Linked DNA regions of Mus musculus: region 2 is linked to region 1. A link is a loop called in an ENCODE intact Hi-C map of the cell type or tissue named here. Cell type or tissue: heart. All regions are shown on one strand. Links, peaks and the distances in the headings refer to the core of each region. The heading gives the core; the rest is flanking DNA.

What was found. Hi-C counts contacts between places; a loop is a spot of excess contacts. Peaks named below come from ENCODE experiments on the same cell type or tissue, not always from the same donor. Only the 100,000 strongest peaks of a DNase experiment are listed, where the experiment ranks them.
Region 2: a loop joins it to region 1, with 4 times the contacts of the local background. A loop is called at or near these places in 5 of 42 quality-filtered maps.

The regions. Positions count from the first base shown.
Region 1 is chr13:4,278,378-4,283,767 of GRCm38, forward strand. Akr1c12 (aldo-keto reductase family 1, member C12) reads right to left here and starts at 1,022. Exons shown (of 9, transcript NM_013777.2): 1 at 896-1,022. The coding sequence starts at 979. In heart, for the core only: a CTCF peak has its summit at 3,311 (motif pointing left); no DNase peak of the experiment used is centred there.
Region 2 is chr13:3,662,426-3,667,815 of GRCm38, forward strand. No RefSeq gene overlaps it. Among named protein-coding and RNA genes, the nearest start is that of Asb13, 31 kb to the left of the region's middle. In heart, for the core only: a CTCF peak has its summit at 3,123 (motif pointing right); a DNase peak (open chromatin) is centred at 3,166; H3K4me3 peaks cover 270 bases.

The sequences.
Region 1 (5,390 bases), core at 334-5,333:
AGATTGAGAACCACTGATCTACAGGAAGCCACCCTGAGTTACCATGTTCATTTCTGGCACCTTTCCTTTTTGGAATGAAAATTGGTGCTGTAGATTGTGGACATAAACATAAGTCCCCTCCCACACTGCAACCAAGACAGCTGTTGGGCAATCTGGTGACTTTATTCTCCTGTATCAATCTGTGAAGCATGGATACAGGAAAAGCATAGTGCCCAGAATTGTTAGGTGATGGGTCTGTCACTTTAAGCCTGGAGCTCACAGCCAAGTTCTCTCTTAGAGCTGATGGGCTTTGGATGGGAACAGTAAACTCACAAGCAGGCCTAGGCCAGAAAAGTAAATCCAAGAAAAAAAAACAAAACCAAAACCAAAAAAACAACAAAAAGGACACAGCCACATCCTGCCAAGCCCAGATTCCCTAGCTGACAGCAAGAATAACAGGGAAGATAAGCAAACATTTTCCCTGTCTCTGTAGTCACTGACTGAGTAATAGCAAGTATCCCAGTGCCACTGAGGCATGTACCCAAGAGCTTCAATATATGCTACACTATCAACTGCCACCAGGGAAAAATGTCTTTAGAGTTTAGCCTTTCCTATGTTCCCTATAAGCATGCCTCCCTATGGACTGACCAGGAACACGGATCTTTTTCCCAGAAAAAAAGCAAGCATGTTTATAGACCCCGTTCTTTTGCCTGAATCCTCATGCACCCTCCCATGGAACCAGCTCAGTCTCTTACCCATAGCCACCAATTACAGCTGTTACTGTAACCTCTATTTAATAAGAAAAGTCAACAAGTGGGGACACAATCAGACACCGATGCAGGGCAAATCTAACTATCTGCTCTCTTGTACATAGATTAGCTCTAGCCTGGAGATACTGAGAATTCTGTATTCTTACCTCCTTGGGTTTATAGGTGCCAAAGCCCAGGGCAGGAATTAAGTGGCCATCGTTTAGTTTGACATAGTGCTGTTTGGAGCTCATTGTCTCTCACTCCCCTGGCTAAGCACTTCCTGAGTCTTCTGTTGCCCTGAAGCGGAAGTGGGTAAACATTGTATATCAACTTCCTGTCAAATGGTTAGCAAGGGACATTCCCTTTCTGAAAGTTAGCCATGCCTACTCACTGGCTAATGTTTAACTATCTGCTATCCAGCTAATGATTAATCAGTGCTACTGTCTAGCTAATGGTTAACAGTACTGTTGTGTGCCTACTGTTTAAATACTACTATCGTCTCTCTAATGGACACCAACTCAAGGGAGGAGTCAGAAATTTAAAGCAGTATTCCACAAATAAGAACGCAAGCCACTCATTTTCATATGATGGATGAATTTCAAATAAAGTACTATATAATGATAAAGCATTTGTTTTCTGTGTTTTTTCTCTTGTTTATCTCATATATTATATATTATTAGAGAAGAGATTAATTGGATAATTTTGATACTGAAGACATTTATTTTCATTTGGCCAGTATGAAGCCTCTACTTGATCATGCATCACTGAAAATAATGATCTACTGCATACCATACAACATAATTAGCAAAGAAGCCACAATTGAGTTCTTAAAATGATAGGGACACACTCCCCTCACAATATTTCAACCCAAAAATTGCCCTATCTACAAGAAATATCAGGACAAAGATGAAAGAGGGACTAAGGGAATGGCCAAGGAATACCCGGTGCAACTTGAGACCTATCACATGGGCAAGCACCAATCCCTGACACTATTAACGATACTCTGTTATGCTTGCAGATAGGAAGCTAGCATAATTGACCTCTGAGAGGCTTAATCTAGCATCTGAGTGAGACAGATGCAGAGGCCCACAGACAAACATTGGATGGAGCTCAGGCACTCTTGTGATTATTTGTGTGGGGGAGAATTGAGCATCCTGAAGGGGGTAGAAATCCTATATTAAGATCAACAAGGCCAACTAATCTGGACCCTTGGGGGGCTCTCAGAGATTGAACTACCAACCAAAGAGTCTGGCTAGACCTATCCCCCTCCCCCCACATATGTAGTAGTTGTTCAGCTCCATCTTCATGTGGGTCCCCCCAATAACTAGAGCAAATCTATCCCTAAAGGTTTTTTGTGGAATCTGTCCCCCCAACTGGGTTACCTTCTCTCACTTCAGTAGGAAAGGATGCACCTAGCCTTGCAAAAACTTGATGTGCCTGGGTCGGGGGATATCCAGGATACATCCACCCTCTCAGAAGCGAAAGGGAGGGGAAAGGGACTTTGCAAAGGACTGAGGGTACTGTAGTGTGGTCCAGGGGCAGAGTCAGCAGTCAAGATGTAAAGTGAATATGTAAATTATTTACTGAAAAAGAAAAACCTCATGAACTGAATTTAGTCTTCTCAGAATTTTATTTAAAAAGTAATCAACAATTAAAGTTGAAAAGTTTAAACGTTTTGAAATTTCTCCCTGCAATTTTTTCCTGAATTTTTTTATTGTCACTGATAGAATTGTGACCCTGAAATACACAGTAAAGGGGACAGCACAGAATAGTGCTTAGTGGTTGAAAAACAAATGGCAGTTACTGGATTTTTTTTCCTGCACCATGACTTAAACATTTCTGACACATTCATTTCATAGACAAGTTTAATATATTTGCTTCAAATGTTACATATTTCTGTATGTATGCTGAGTGTATCAGAAAAATGTGTCTAATCACTTGGGGATATAGTAACCAGCAATTCATGTGAGATCCAGCTTTCTATATGAGTGCTGGGATACAAACCCTGGTCCCATGAATTCATAGCAACCACTCTTAACCACTGGACCATTTCTTCAGTCCCTGATTTTAGATAACCATAAATAAGATGCTAAAATGCAGATTAATATTTATAGCTTATGTCTTTGTTCAACACTCATTAAAGAACTAAATTGAATGAGATTTAGAGTGGGAGAATAAATTTAAAGTATTGGTGAAATAGTTTTTTTATTCCATTAAGCCTAGAATGCATAGATTTCCACTAAAGCAGAACATATGGGACAGGAATACATAATAATTTTTAATGTCAAGTTGTCATTTCATGTGCATTAAATAACAGGTCAGGCTGAAATTTGTAAAACTTCATTCTTTTTCAAAGAAACAATTAATGATGATTAATAACTTTTCTGTATGCTTTCCAATATTCTAGAATTAATATCTATCAACTTGGAGTCTGAAGAAGTTGTTTACTAGGAAGTATATGAGCGGACAGAAGAGATTCCTTGGCTCTTAAGAGCATTATCTATCTTCGTGGTCTAAGCTTCCATACCAGAAACTTCTTCCTGGCTCACAAAATTCTATTATACAGGGACCTGATGCCCTCTTCTGGCTTCCATAAGTAGTACATGCATGTGGTTAACAGACACGGGCAGGCAAAATACCTATTCACATAAAAATACATCATCCTAACCCCCCCTAAAAAAAAGTCGACCTCAAATTTGTCTTGCCTAAAATAAGTGCAGGAACAGAGATAGAGCAGAGACTGAGGAAATATCCAACCTATGTCTGGCCTAGGTTGAGACTCATCCCATGGGCAAGCACCAATCCCTGACACTATTCATGATACTCTGCTATGCTTGCAGATAGAAGCCTAGTAGAGCTGTCCTCTAAGACGCTTCATCCAGCTTGGTGCTCAGGGTGTTTTGTGGAAAAGTTGTGGGGAGTATTGAGAGACTCAGAGAGGATAGGGCCTGTATAAGAAGATCAACAGGGTCAACTGACCTAAAACCTTAGTGGCTTCCAGAGACTGAACCACCAATCAGAGAGCAAGTCTGGCTGGAATCTAGACTGTGCCTACACATATATAGCAGATGTGCAGCTTGGTCTTCATGCAGGTGCCCCAACAACTGTAGCAGGGACCGTCCCTGACTGTTGCCTACCTGTGGACCCTGTTCTCCTAATTGAGCCACCTTGTCTAGCCTCAGTGGGAGAGGATGCATTTAGGCCTGCAGTGACTTCATGTGTCAGTGTGGATTAATGTACATGACGGAGCTGCTGCTTTCTCATGGGAGAAGGGGAGGAGGTAGGGGTATGCACTAAATGAGGGTAGACTGGGAGAAGGGTGTAATTTGCAATCAGTGTGTAAAGTGAATAAATAAAGTAATGAACAAAAATAAATAGATAAGTAGTAGCATTTTAAAGAACTATCAAAAAGTATCAATTATATTTCATTTGTGCCTAGCTTCCATCGTGCAGTTTATCTGTGAGATCCACTAATGTGACTGAAAGCATCTACAGTTCATTCCAATGATTGCTTAATAATGTTGCATTTGTTTACAAGTACGCCACATGTCAATTAGACCCTCCCCCGCTGATGGAAATTTAAGCTATTCCACTTTCTGCACACATAAAAATCCTTTCTTATGGTATCATGATACACCTTTTGATTGTCATGGGATAGATAGATAGATAGATAGATAGATAGATAGATAGATAGATAGATAGATAGATGATAGACTATAGTTTACTGTGGGAGTTGATATGGATATTTCATATCTCCTATAGGACCCAATCTTAAATGCCATTACCAAAAGCCCCAAATGCCACACCACATGATTCTGTGCTACCAATTCCAATGTGGTGAACGTGGAGAGTTTTAATGAATAAAGAATCAAATACTGAAAACAGGAGCAGGTCTGTCCAGGAGAGACAAGACTTCAGTGGCAATCTCTCTCCTATGGGAGCACGTGTCATGTCTGATTCACAGCCATGCTTCTCTCCTCCAAGTGCTACCAGGGTGAGAAAGGAGAGTATTACAGTTAGGATCTGAGTTGAAGCTCTTGCAGGGTCTGGCTTTTCCACTTACACTGCTTGGTAACCCCCAGCTGATCCCAACCCTTATTGGTTTGGATGATTCCTTTACTTAGGTAAGAACCTTAATGATTCTGACTCTTCCCTGTATCTTCTCAATGATCAAAAGGAACAAGTCTATGGCTGGAATGGAGTCCTATAATGTTCATGTGACATGAACATTATTATTTTTTTAATGCAGATGTTTCAAATACTTGCTTAGTACTGCATCTTTTGCAGGTTAACATGGAGAGGCTTTGGGAAGAGTGAGAAGAACTGGCATTCGGAGGAAAACATCCAGGTCACAGTACAGCCTTTGTGTTGCCGTATGACCTGACCACAGTAGTTCCTTACTGAATAATAAGAAGGTATATGCTTGTATACCTTCATTTGTATTCTTCACCTTGGAGTTAGAATAGGTTGCACAGTGCAATTCTGTTGTGAATAATGACTGTGCACCTATCCCCTACCCCCAAAATTAGTACTCTAAAGGCAGAGATAGAATGACACCTGGAGCTGGTTGGCCAATCAGCCTGGCCTCGTTTAGAGGCTCCAGGCCAGTGAGAGCTGATCAAAGAAAGGTGGATAGGGCTTAAAGAATGAAAAACATGATCT
Region 2 (5,390 bases), core at 189-5,188, 620 kb before region 1:
CAGGAGTTCTGCAAGGAGTAGGTTTAAGTGTAGGTCTATGGTTTTAGGGGCTGGTTTAAGTAGGTCTCTGGTTTTAGGGGCTGAATTGTAATTTCTGATACAATCTGAACACTTCTTCAATATCCATGTGAACACAGTGTAAGGGGAAATCTTGATTGTCAACTTGTATGGATTTGGAGTGACCTAGGAGAAACACCCTCGCTGAATGTGGGCGTCATCAGCCTGTGGACTGATTAAACATAGAAAGTAAGCATCAGCCTTCATCCTTCATCTCTACTCGCGTCTTGACCTTAAGTTGCTGTGCCATGCCTTCTCTGCTACGACGGATTGAATCCACTCACACTGTGAGCCAAAATAAATTCTCTCATGCTGTTTCTTGTTAGCTACATGGTTGCAGCAACACAAAAGTTATATACATGCATCCATGTGTGTGTGTGTGTGTGTGTATTTTTATAAGAACAATAGGGCAGGGCAGTGGTGGCACATGCCTTTAATCCCAGCACTTGAGAGGCAGGGGCAGGCGGATTTCTGACTTCGAGGCCAGCCTGGTCTACATACAGAGTGAGTTCCAGGACAGCCAGGGCTACACAGAGAAACCCTGTCTCAAACAAACAAACAAACAAACAAACCCTCCCCCCAAAGAACAAAAACAAAAACAAAAACAAAAAAAGAACAATAGGTGCCCAGGCATACACTGCCTGGTCTATAGTTCACTCTGAAAAGACTTTAGTGGGCATAGACGCTTCTTAGCTACAAGGAAATCCTTTCTTTTTCTGGGCTCAGCTGATTGACAATTCTGGCGCATCTCCTTAGACGATCCCTGAAGAATCAGTTCCCTTCTGGGTCTCCATGGGCATGGCTTGTAAATATATCCAAAGCACCTGGCTTTTGGATTCATGACAGTCACACTCATACTTGACTCTAATAATTTTCTTTCTTTCTTTTAAAAAAAAAGATTTATTTATTATTATATCTAAGTATACTGTAGCTGTCTTCACATGCATCAGAAGATGGCATCAGATCTCATTATGGATGGTTGTGAGTCACCATGTGGTTGCTGGGATTTGAACTCAGGACCTTCAGAAGAGCAGTCGGTGCTCTTAACCACTGAGTCATCTCTCCAGCTCTCTCTAATAATTTTCTTTTTTTTTAATATTTATTTATTTTATGTATATGAGTACACACTGTAGTTGTACAGATGGTTGTGAGCCTTCATGTGATTGTTGGGAATTGAATTTAGGACCTCTGCTTGCTCTGGCCAACCCCACTTTCTCCGACCCAAAGATTTATTTATTATTATAAGTTCACCATAGCTGTCTTCAAACACACCAGAAGAGGACATCAGATCTCATTATGGGTGGCTGTGAGCCACATGTGGTTGCTGGGATTTGAACTCAGTACCTTTGGAAAATAAGTCAGTGCTCTTACCCACTGAGCCATCTCAGCAGCCCTCTCTAATAATTTTCTAATGAGCCTTTTGAGGTATTCACACATGAAGTGCTTTGTGGTTGGGAGCCAGGTTCTGTGTACCACCGTCCCCAAATCCTTTCCCCAGCCCATGGCCTGGCTCCCCAAAGGTGTTTGCTGAGAGGAGGAGGGTAGCAGGAAGTGGTTCTTGTGGTCCCTGCCTATACCTGCCATGTGGGAGGCAGCTTACTTATCCTTACGAGACTTCTTTCTGAATCCTACACATGCTCCCCATATAACACAGGCCCCAGCATCTCAGCAGCCTTTTTCTGCCATTCTCCAGATAGACCCAGCTTTGATATTGGATGGTTGGTGGGGTGCTGTGGAGATGCCAAGGTGTCCAAAGGTTCCTACACAGAGAGGGTTCCCAACCACACCATTTCTGGGGTCGATTGGTAAAGGTTTCAGCAGTATTTGAAATCTGGAATCTAAATTTTAGCCACATTGTGGGGTTGAGGGATGAATAAGTAACTGTTCTGAGTTGGTTGAAACCCAGGGCAATGAGGATGTCTGGCAGAGGGCCATGGACTTTGTGAGCCCAGCCTGCCTGCAGAACAGGGTCATAGACCCTATAGTTCCCTGTCTCAGTCCAGAGTCAGCAAGGTTAGAAACAGAGTAACGTTTAGAACAGGACCTGGCCACCTGGGTCTCTTGTTTCTTCTCCAGACTCTCACTGCCATCTGCCAGTGCCAAGGACTTCCATGGCTGCCTTAGGGAAAGTTCAGTGCCAAGGCATACCGCTCCCTGGGCCCTCCTCCCTCGTGTCTGGCTGATGATGACCACATCCCTTTGCAGACCCAGCACAATCACCTGCAGTCACTGAGAATAGCAGTTACAAACCCTCGGGTTGGTTTTCTCTTTTTCCTTTATTTCTTATTGTTTCTTGGGTGGACACTGAGCCGTGAACAGCCATGGAAGTCCTTGGCACTGGCAGATGGCAGTGAGGGTCTGGAGAAGAAACAAGAGACCCAGGTGGCCAGGTTCACTACGTAGTTATGTACCCAGAAAAGATCCCATGCTCCAGTGGACAGTCCCAAGCTAATGGTCACAAGATGGTTAAACACAACGGGTCACTAAGCAAACCCAAAAGTCATGAATCTAGGAAAGGGACAGATGGGGGAGCAGTTTGGCTGAGTCAAGGAATCACTCTAAAATATTGTCAGCCAACAGTTAAGCACAAATTTGTGATCCTGAGTTGTCAATATGCACACATTTTCTGTTTTCTTTCTGTCTGTCTGCCTTCCCTTATATATATACATATATACTTAGATATAATTTATACAATATATTATATATAATGTATAATATATAATGCATACCTATATATTAAATTTATAAAGTTATCTTATATGTTATAAATTATATTAATTATAATATTCATATGTTAATTATATATTAAATATACATTTAAATGTAGGAGTTCTCTGTCTTCGTCTACATCTACTTCTGCATCTACACCTACATGCCAGAAGAGGGCATCAGATCTCTTTATAGGTGTCGTAAGCTACCATGCGGTTGGGGGTGGGTGGGTTTGACCTCAGCACCTCTGAAAGAGTAGTCAGTGTTCTTAAGCACTGAGCCATCTCACCAGCCTGCACAAGAGTTTCTTAATGATTTTGGCCATGCTCTGAAGGACAGGCGGCCCAGACCTTAATTTGTAGCCAGTTTGCTGTTCAAACATTTGGCCACATGGAGGCACCAAAGCACCAGTCTGGTCAAAGTACCCTCCTGTCTGTCAACTCATGGGAACTGGTAGCTGGGGTTCTCGAAGTTGCTTGGGCCTGCTGGTGTTCTTCAGATGTCCCTCACTGCTGTCCAGTTAATAGTCCATGCAACCTCTATGGCTCTGGGACAACGGATACAGTTGCGTCCTAGTAGTTGGAGGTGGACAGAGATCTCATGTCATAACTGAGCTAATTGACTTTAGGAGAGTATTACCTCCACGGCCATTAGACTATTTACTTGAAATACTAAGGGTTCAGATAAGGGACACTTTCTGTTCTCGGGGTTCTGTTTTTGTCTTTTGTTTTTTTAAAATGAAATTTAAATTTCGAGACATTCCCCCAGCTTTGTAGAACTACAATTGACAACATCCTGTAAGGTTTAGGGGTACAATGTGATATTGTGGTATGTACCTGCTGTGCAATGATCACTACAGCTAAAGTAGATATTGTGTCTGGTGTGGTTGGGAACCCCTTAGGAAGACTCAGCCAACTTCAAGGTTACAACACATGGTTCTTAACTATAGTCACCAGGCTGTGCTTCAGTGCTCAGGGGGCTCGTTCATTCCGTGTAATGGGATTTTTTCACACTTTGGCTAATTCAGTGTGCATGTGTGTGTGTGCATGGGTGTTTATCAGTCAGTCAGTCTGTCTGTGCACGTGTATGTGTGTGCATGTGTGTGTGTCAATCTATCAGTCTGTTTCTCTGTGTGTGTGCATGTGTGTATGTGTATGTGTGCACGTACGGTGTGCTTGTGCGTGTGTCTGTCTGTGTGCATGTGAATGAGCCTAGAGTATTGATCCTCAATCATTGCCTATGTTTTTCATTTAATTTAATTTTAGTTTTATGTATATGTGTGTGCACATCCATATGTGCCAAAGCCTGAGGAGGTCAGAAGGGGCATCAGATCTCCTGGAACTGAACTTACAGAAGGTTGTGAGCTGCCGTGTGGGTTCTAGGCGAGCACAGTAAGTACTCTTAACATTTGAGCCATCTCTCCAGCTCTTCCATGTTAGCTTTTGATACAGTGCCTCTCCCTCATCCTGGAGCTCTTAACATCTGGGCTGCCTCTCCAGCTCTTAGCTTTTAATACAGTGTCTCTTCCCCATCCTGGATCTCCAACTGGGATAGGCTATTGGTTCACTGAACCCCAGGGATCCTCTGTCTCTGCCTTTCCAGTGCTGGAATTCAGTGTGTAATTATAGCCAGATTAGAAAAGGTTTATTTTTTATTACTTTTAGTTGTGTGTATGCATAACTAATATGAGTGTGTCTGTGTGTAGGCATACACATGTGATTAGAGACACAAGCAGTGGCCAGAAGCATTGGTTTCTCATGAGCTAGAATTATAGGTGGTTCTAAGTTGCCTGATATGTGTGCAGGGACTGCAACTCAGGTCCTCTGGAAGAGAGGGATGTTCTCTTAACTGCTGAGCCATCTTTCCAGCCTCCAATTCAGATTTTAGTCCTGCAGGAAATAGGCCAGGGCTGAGCTTCTGGTTCACAGAACCTCTGGGTTCTGATACCTGTTTGGCCTTTCCCTTGCCTGTGCGACTTTAGGGAAATCACTACCTTTGTCTATTGCTAGCCCTTTTCTGTTGGTGTGCCATCAACCTGTCTGAGAAAATATAGTCTGTTCCAAGCCTGTGAGCCGAGAAAGGCCTTCCATTGGAGTCTGTTTTGGGGGATGGTAGTCGGAGATGACATCAGTCAGAGATCTGAAGTTTCCAGAAGTTTTGCTCTAGGGGTCAAGTTGAAGTGGTTGGAAATAAGGGTGGGAGGGTGGCTGAGTTTTGGTAGGGAAAATATTCAGACCAGAACAGACCAGAATAGAGATCTGTCTGGACACAGATTCCACACATTCCTTGTAACAGCACAACAGGCCAACGATACAACAGAAACTCTAGGTGGCTCTGTTCGGGCACCTTCAACCCTTCCCTGGCAGATGAGCAACCTTTCATGTAAAGTGCCTTTTACATGGGCTGGAGTGATGTCTCAGTGTTTAAGAGCCCTGGCTGCTCTTGAAGAATACTTGGGGTCAATTTCCAGCACCCACACAGGGGCTAACAACCTTGTGAAACTCCAGTCCCAGAGTTTCTGACACCACCCTCTTCTGGCTTCCAGGGGCACTACATGCGCATGGTGCACAGACATGCATGCAGGTAAAATATCCCTATGCACAAAATAATAAAATAGAATTTAA